Linked DNA regions of Homo sapiens: region 2 is linked to region 1. The links are chromatin loops, found by intact Hi-C in ENCODE. Cell type or tissue: heart right ventricle. All regions are shown on one strand. Each heading gives the region's core, and the rest is flanking DNA. Links, peaks and the distances in the headings are about the cores only.

Region 1 (4,402 bases), core at 311-4,310:
CTTCTAGGTTTCAAGTCTGAGTTCTGCTCTTGTTGGCCAAGTGACTTTGGCCTGGTGACTAAGGAGTCACCTGGCTCCTTAATTTACTATCACTAAACCAGAGTATTAATGAATACCTGCTAGGTTTATCTCTGGGGTTGATGTGAGTGCCAAATGAGATGATGCAATGAAATTGCACAAGTGCTCTATTCATTGCTAGGCTGCAAATCTTTTCTTTTTTTAAATGTTGAGGGACAAAAATAATTGTGGAATTATTATGGCTGTGATTACAGTTGTGCTTCATGGAGATGGTCCTATTTGGAGCAGGTAATGACTGTGGCAGAGGCACTGGGTGCTGTGGAGCTGGGGAGCAGGCCTCAAGGAAACAGAGAGACTTGACTGATCCCAGGGAATTAATTAAAACTTACCCAGCATCTGTGGGGAGAAAGTACATGTTAATCATTACGTTGCATTCGGATGTACACAGTTTATTGCTTAGACTTTCAGAGTGAAAAGGATCTCAGGGGTTTACAGAGCCCAGTCCCCTGTCTCAAGTACTCTCTCAGGAGCTCTTAGCACAGGTAAGATCTTTGCTCACACATTTTCTGCAAGAAAAAAAACCAAAACCAAACAAATAACCGCTCCCTGACCCCGGAATTTGGCCCAGGAGAGTCAAGAAGTTGCAGGGTTCAGGGTAAATGGCTTCCCTAGACTTACGTGGGAATACACCACCCAGTGCTGCCCACCTTCGGGCCCCCTCTCCTAGCAGCTCTGTTCCCTCATATGTTTTCATGATCTCTAGGGAAGAGACCACTGCAATTCTAATTTCTTGGGTCTAATTGCAATGTCTTCAGCTACAACTTGAGGCCAGTTTCACCTTCTAACTTTGTGGGTTGGCCAACAGCCACTGATCCCCTTTCTTGTTGTTTTTTCTTTGTAGACCTCTGTGGTCATGGTCTCCTTTCTCTTATGTTCATGTTATTCTTCAGTTCATTTTCCCTCACCTTGACTTCCTTCATTCCTTCCTTCTCCATTTGGAGGATGTCCCATCTGGAGTGAGAGTGGACTGTCTTGTGCACGGGTATACATTTGCACAGGACCTGTGGCCTCTGTCCTGTGCTGCCTCACACCTTGCCCTTAGGTACTGTGGCTTGAGCTCATTGGCACTTAGGGAGCCCCTGCCATGGGAGCATCAGGGAAATTCTGCCCCTATCTCTGGCCATGCTTGACACTCTCCTGCCAGGGCCACTTCTTGCACCATCTTTGTCCCCTATCTCAATGTGCCTGTTCCTCCCCCAGGATCCCTGTAGAGACACTGAGTTCTGCTGCTGAGGCAGGAGCATGGAAGAGGCTTCTGTCTTGGGGAAGGCAGGCTTGTGGCTTAAACTCTTCCTATTCGTACAATGTCTGATCCCATGGTGGCCTATTTGACCCTCTGAGCTTTGCACTCTGGACTTCAGTGAAGTAAGTCTCTGGGATCTTGCACCCATGGAAGCACCCTCAGTCTCTCAGGGGCCCAGTTGTGGTACCTTACATCACCAATGGCCCCTTCCTTCCCCTAAACTTTGATCCCTGTCTCTGACTTCATGGCTCTGCTGTGGAACAGGTGCTGATTGGAAAAGCTACCTTTACTGGTGGGGATTACTCTGGGCTTTCCCGGCTACTCTTTCTGTGGGTAGGATTGTCCTGCGCATGCACACACACACACACACACTCACACGGACCTTGACACATTCAACACAAGGCACACATCCACACATAGACTTGCAGTAGATGGGCTGGTGGAACAGTCCTAGAGACAGCATTACACCAGCATCCTGGAGTCATGGGATCAAGCCCCAGCTCTGACCCTTAGTGACTGTGGATAAACCATATTCTTCTCTGCCTTTGTTTCCTCTTCTGCCACATGATGGAATAAGAGCAGGTGTCTCCAAGGCATCTTCTTTCTGTGACCCAGATGCAGACACGTTACAGAGACAGGTGGGGTGGGCATTGTGTTTGGAGGCTGGGTTTATAGTGTCTAGTTCCACTGGCTTAGGGGGCAGATAGACTAAGTTTGGGTCTGGCTCTGTTGCTGTAGGGCTGTGTGACCTCGAACAAGGAACTTCATTTCTCTCACCCCAGTTTCCTCATCAGCAGAGTGGGATTATTTAAACTTTGTATCAGGTGGTGATTTATGTAACAGTGCCGTGTCCCATACATGATATATATTATTACTGGTCTTAGCTCAGTCATTAATTCACTAATTGATCTTGGGTAAACTAAATGAGTTCTTCTCGACTTCATCGTCCTCCTGTGCAGAATGAAGGGTTTGGACCAGTAGAAGATGTTCAAGACCGCCTTTACCGTCTCCCAGGCAGCTCAGGGACGGGGGACGCCTTGTTGAACATGGCTGTTCAGAGATTTACCACACGGGGGCGATATGACCCCATTTGAACCGGCTCCAGAACAGCAGATTTTTGGGAAAAGCAAACAAAACTTCAATTTTTGGTCCATTTTTCAGACTCTACTCCTTCTTATTTTTATTTTTGACTCACCTTAACCAGAAATTTCAGAAATTTTGAACATCAGAAAGCTGGAAACAATGTAAGTACTTAGCACTCTGTGTTCTGCTTGTAGCCTTTCTACCACGCATGCATTTAAAAAATGTGCACTAACGGCCGGGCGCGGCGGCTCACGCCTGTAATCCCAGCACTTTGGCAGGCCAAGGCGGGCGGATCACGAGGTCAGGAGTCTGAGACCATCCTGGCCAACATGGTGAAACCCTGTCCCTACTAAAATAACAAAAATTAGCTGGGCGTGGTGACGCGCACCTGTAGTCCCAGCTACTCAGGAGGCTGAGGCAGGAGAATAGGAGAATTGCTTGAATCCGGGAGGCGGAGGCTGCAGTGAGTGGAGATCACGCCACTGCACTCCAGCCTGGAGACAGAGTGAGATTTTGTCTCAAAAAAAAAAAAAAAAAAAAAGGGCATTGACAATTGGGAAATATTCACTATTGATCAAGTTCCTTTTTTTTTTTTTGAGGCAGTGTCTGGCTCTGTCGCATGGGCTGGAGTGCAGTGGCGCGATCTCAGCTCACTGCAACGTCCACCTCCTGGGTTCAAGCGATTCTCTCATCTCAGCCTCCCGAGTAGCTGGGACCATAGGTGCCGCCACTCGACCCAGCTAATTTTTGTATTTTTTTGTAGAGACGGCGGCGGGTGGGGGGCGGGGTTCCCTATGTTGCTCAGCTGTTTTTTTTTTTTTTTTTTTTTTTTTTTTCCGAGACGGAGTCTCGCTCTGTCGCCCAGGCTGGAGTGCAGTGGCGCGATCTCGGCTCACTGCAAGCTTCACCTCCCAGGTTCACACCATTCTCCTGCCTCAGCCTCCCGAGGAGCTAGGACTACAGGAGCCCGCCACCACGCCCGGCGAATTTTTTTTTTCGTATATTTAGTAGAGACGGGGTTTCACCGTGTTAGCCAGGATGGTCTCAATCTCCTGACCTCGTGATCCGCCTGCCTTAGCCTCCCAAAGCGCTGGGATTACAGGCGTGAGCCACCGCGCCCGGCGCTCAGGCTGGTTTTGAACTCCTGGGCTCAAGCCGTCCTCCCACCTAGGCCTCTCAAAGTGCTGGGATTACAGGCGTGAGCCACCACACGCGGACTACAAAATAAAACTATTGATAAAACATTTCTAAAGGCGTAAAGTAGGCACAATTGGTTAAAAATAGGCGTTAAAAATGTCAAAATAAGGGAAGGCTAGACCCAGTTTACCGGAATTGCGCTGGTGATGGAGGGTTGCTAGTATACCACAATTATGTTTATTATGTCCCATAACCGAGGGGCCGTCATGGCCATGAAGGAGAAGAGCTGTTTGGCTATAGCTGCAGACAGGCGCTTCGGGATCCAGGCCCAAATGGTTACCACGGACTTCCAGATCTTTCCCATGGGTGACCGGCTGTATATCCATCTGGCCCGGCTCGTCACTGACATCGAGACAGTTGTCCAGTGCCTCAAGTTCCGGCTGAACCTGTGTGAGTTGAAGGAAGGTCGGCAGTCAAATCTTATACCCTATGAGCATGGTGGCCAAGGCCTCTTGTCTGAGAAACGTTTGGCCCCTACTATACTGAGCCAGTCATTGCTGGGTTGGACCTGAAGACCTTTAAGCCCTTTATTTGCTCTCTAGAGCTCATTGGCTGACCCATGGTGACTGAAGACTTTATGGTCAGTGGCACCTGTGCAGAACAAATATATGAAATGTGCGAGTCCCTCTGGGAGTGCAACATGGATCCAGAACAGCTGTTTGAAACCATCTTCCAAGCCATGCTGAATGCTGTGGACCGGGATGCCGTGTCAGGCATGGGAGTCATTGTCCACATCACTGAGAAGGACAAAATCACCACCAGGACACTGAAGGCCCTAATGGACTAACCCTGTTCCCAGAG
Region 2 (4,402 bases), core at 145-4,144, 470 kb after region 1:
AAGGAATATAAATCATTCTATTATAAAGACACATGCATGTGTGTGTTCATTGCAGCACTATTCACAATAGCAAAGACATGGAATCGACCTAAATACCCATCAGTGATAGACTGGATGAAGAAAATACAGTACATATATGCCTTGGAATACTATGCAACCATAAAAAAGAACAACATCATGTCCTTTGCAGTGACATGGATGGAGCTGGATGCCATTATCCTTAGCAAACTAATGCAGAAACAGAAAACCAAAAACCACATCTTCTCACTTGTAAGTGGGATCTAAATAATGAGAACAAATGGACACATAGAGGGGAAAAATATACACTAGGATCTATCTGAGGGTAGAGGGTAGGAGGAGGGAGAGGATCAGACAAAATAACTAATGGATACTAGGCTTAATACCTGAGCAATAAGAAATCTGTACAACAAACCCCCCATGACACACGTTTACCTATGTAACAAACCTGCACATGTACCCCTGAACTTAAAATAAATGTATTTTAAAAAACACAGACATGGAATATTAATTCAGTCACATGGTATTATTGTACCTAACCCCACCCCAATCCTAAAATCAACTAATCGATATGCATTTTGAGTTTCAGAAATTTGATAGAAAATTAGAAATATATAAAATACTAAATCAGTACATTTGCTTGACACCCATCTAACCTGATTTATAATAAAGACATTTATTCACCCAGTCATAGTGGCTCATGCTTATAATTCCAGCACTTTGGGAGCCTGAGGTTGGAGGATTGCTTGACTTGAGCCCAGGAGGTTCCAGGTTGCAGTGCGCTATGGTCACGCTACTGCACTTTAGCCTGGGTAACAGAGTGAGACTCTGTCTCAAAAAGAAGAAGGAAAAGGAGAAGGAGAAGGAAGAAATGTATTCTATTTATGTTTACTCTGCTTTTGTTTCTACATTCTTATTACTCCTAATGTGAGAGGCACTTTTTGAATCTTCGACTCCTTAGCAGTCATTCTCCCTTCACCTTGTTTCTCACTAAAGAAACACACCTTGCCAATTCTCCAACTACATGTTAGCAGCAGAGAACATGGGGGTAGGCATGTGACCAAGGTCTCACGGAAGAGATTGGCTCAAAGTCTGATACATGACTCAGGTCCACTTAAACGAAGTTGAATTTTCACTTAAGAAAATAGAAGTGCTATCTTTTCCATTAGATTTGAACCTGAGAGGATATAACTGTGGATCTTCTGAGGCTGTAGCACAACCAAAGAGAGTAACTCTGCAGTAGTATCAATAGGAAGAAAATACTACCTAGAACTGTGTAAGTTTTGAGTCATGATGTCATAGAAGCCTGTGAACCCAGCTTTAGTTATGCACTGGAATTTTCTGTGACATGAGATAATAACTTCCTCCTACTGTTTTATCATTTGCTTACATCACTCTGAGTTAAGGATTTTTTAATCAGTAACTAAAAAATGGCTATATAATAATTCAAAAGCCATTTTAACTAAAGTTCTAGAGAATTGGTTTTTTTACTCCATCTATTATTCTAGAAAAGATTAATTATTACTATAGATTATTCTTCTAGTTTGATAAATCTTCATATGATTATATTGTTCTGTAATTTCCCCTACAAATTTCATGAATAAAATAAATTTTATTAATTTTATTATTTAATCAAACATATCTAATATATCAATAGATACACCCTTTAAGAATAATTCAAAAATAATGCAAATTAGTTCAACAAATAGTATTCATATATTACAAGATAAACAAGTCATTCATTTGTTTGGCAGAATTCCTACTGATTTTAACTTTATTTTATGAGGTTTTTCTATTTTCCACAGAAGGAAAGGGCTGGAAAAATCATATAATGCAAAAGTTCTCTTTGTGATATGATTCCCTGAACTGAAGAAAAATTTTCCAAATACACAAACCAAAACATATGATTAGCGTCCATACCATTTTTAGGGTGGTAATACATGCAGTGTGATTATGTTTTAATTTTTGAAAATTTAAAATACTGCTTTAAAAAGATTCAAAAAATAATGTCTTCTCAGTTTCTGCATACAGTTTTCATCGCCTAAAAGTAGGTGTCAAATATCTGTTATTATTTATTGATTGATCTGGCAATATTGATTAATCTAGTAACAATAATGATTACCCAAAATAGAATTTTGTACACTCACACATTTTTCACCAAATTATACGTTTTCAATTTTTAAAATACAATCAATTTAAGTTACTAATTGCCAAATAAATGCCTTATAAGAAGGAAATTGCTATATAATGATACACCCTACTATTCAAAGAAATTCAGAGGCAGCTTATATCCCCATAAGTGTAGGATAGTGACATGCCCATGAAAAGCTACCTAACAGTGCCATCTGGTGGAGAGAACGTATAGTGATTGTATGTGAATATATGTCATGTCTGAACTTATTTTTTTGGTATCAACTTTTATTTTAAGTCCCAGGGTACATGTGCAGGATATGCAGGTTTGTTAGTTTTTAATAAGTAACTAAAAATGGCTATATAATAATTCAAAAGACGTTTTAACTAAAGTTCTAGAGACAGTTTTTTTCTCCATCTTTCTATTATTCTAGAAAAGATTAATTTTACTATAGATTATACTTCTAGTTTGACATATCTTCATATGACTACATTGTTCTGTGATTTCCCCTACAAATTTCATGAATGAAAATAAATTTTATTAATTTTATTATTTAATCAAACGTCATATATTAATACATACATCTTTTAAGAATAATTCAAAAATAATACAAATTAATTCAACAAATAGTATTCATATATTACAAGATAAACAAGTCACCCATTTGTTTGGCAGAATTTTTAGTTACTGATTAAAAACAGGTAAACGTGTGCCATGGTGGTTTGCTTCACAGATCAACCCATCACCTAGGTATTAAGCCTAGCATCCATTAGCTATTCTTCCTGATGCTATCCCTCCTCATGCCCTCCCAACAGACCCCAGTGTGTGGTGTTCCCCACCATGTATCCATATGATCTCATGTCTGAACATTTTTAAACTTTAAAAAAAACCTGACACTTTGTGACATTTTAGCTTTCAGTATAATGTGACAAATGCAATTTTATTAACAGTATTACATTTGTTTAAGCAATTTAAAATTTATACAAAGAAATAGAATTATTCCTTCCTTTGCTCAGTTGTGTGTGTATACCAGATGAAGAACATGTCAAATATGACTCATTTTCTGTCGTCTAACTCTATTTTTGTCCATAGAATTTATAACTCTTTGGCATCTCTCTCCCCAATAACACAAACTGCTTGAGAGGAGAATCAGCTTTTCTCATGTCCATCAGTGATTTCCACAGTGTTCAGTCCAAAAGGCCTATTGGTTATATCCCCATCCTTAAAGAAGGACCTAAACCATACTAAATAAGTACTTGTAAAATAAATGAATGAATGAATATTGTGTTAAATTCTAGGTATTGCTTCATTTGAAAGGCCCAGATAATATGGTAGAGTACATTCATAAGGGTGGCCAGTATTGTCATATTCAGCCATGACAGATAAGATGTAACTGAAGTCATTATGAAAGTTGAATGTTATACAAGAAGACTGAAGTCATTGCCATTACACGGTTAACAGATGTATCAAGAGGTTTGATTTATTCTCAAGGATACATAGAGTATAACAAAAAACAATGGGAGGAAGCAACATGAAAGTACCTCGCTGCTCAATGTGAGGAAAATTTTCTAAGAAGCAGAGTTTTTTGAAAATGAAATAAACTGCCTTCAAAAATATAAGACTCTGCACTGATGAAGCTATTTAAGTGAATTCTAATTGGTTACTGATTTAGAATGCATACAGATAGTATTCATTTTGAATTATTTGTTAGATTATTTAAGACGCATCTATGACATAACACAGAATCTTTTGCATTTGAAGGTATTAAACACTTAAGGTACTTAAGAGAGCACCTAAAATTTAAATCGCAGGGTTTTTTATTTTCACCTGGTTGTCATTTCCTATCTTTAGGTAGAATATGGTTTCCAGTCTTTTGGGGGATTATTTATATGCATGAATTCTATAATTCAGACAATTATAATTAAACACTTCTTTAAGAATAATTAATTTCTGTCCCATAATCATCTGATACTTATTATCAAGACTAAAATTATTTTATTTAACTAAAAACGACACCAAGAGTATCTACCCACTTTAAGAGATAGCTTTAAAATTTAAAACATGATTTCTCACTTAATAAAACTACCCCCACCTCTGTGAGATACGAGATTCTGGGAAATGTAAAAGAAATAATTTGAATCATGACTTAATTATTGGGTGTCTAAAATTAGCCTCAATTAGGAAGTATAAAATATTTTATTTTTTATCAACAGTTAGCAACTGCCTTGTTTTCCTTCTAATTATTCTGAATAG

Evidence for each region. A loop is a pair of places that touch in the nucleus more often than their neighbours do. Peaks named below come from ENCODE experiments on the same cell type or tissue, not always from the same donor. Only the 100,000 strongest peaks of a DNase experiment are listed, where the experiment ranks them.
Region 2: a loop joins it to region 1, with 9 times the contacts of the local background. A loop is called at or near these places in 14 of 110 quality-filtered maps.

What each region holds. Positions count from the first base shown.
Region 1 is chr12:55,654,541-55,658,942 of GRCh38, reverse strand. It overlaps the pseudogene PSMB3P1. Among named protein-coding and RNA genes, the nearest start is that of OR10P1, 20 kb to the right of the region's middle. RefSeq lists enhancers at 2,290-2,419, 1-2,450, 2,540-2,619. In heart right ventricle, for the core only: a CTCF peak has its summit at 2,400 (motif pointing right); DNase peaks (open chromatin) are centred at 2,372 and 2,712; H3K27ac peaks cover 1,436 bases.
Region 2 is chr12:55,187,115-55,191,516 of GRCh38, reverse strand. No RefSeq gene overlaps it. Among named protein-coding and RNA genes, the nearest start is that of OR10A7, 32 kb to the left of the region's middle. In heart right ventricle, for the core only: CTCF peaks have their summits at 2,175 and 2,375 (motif pointing left); no DNase peak of the experiment used is centred there.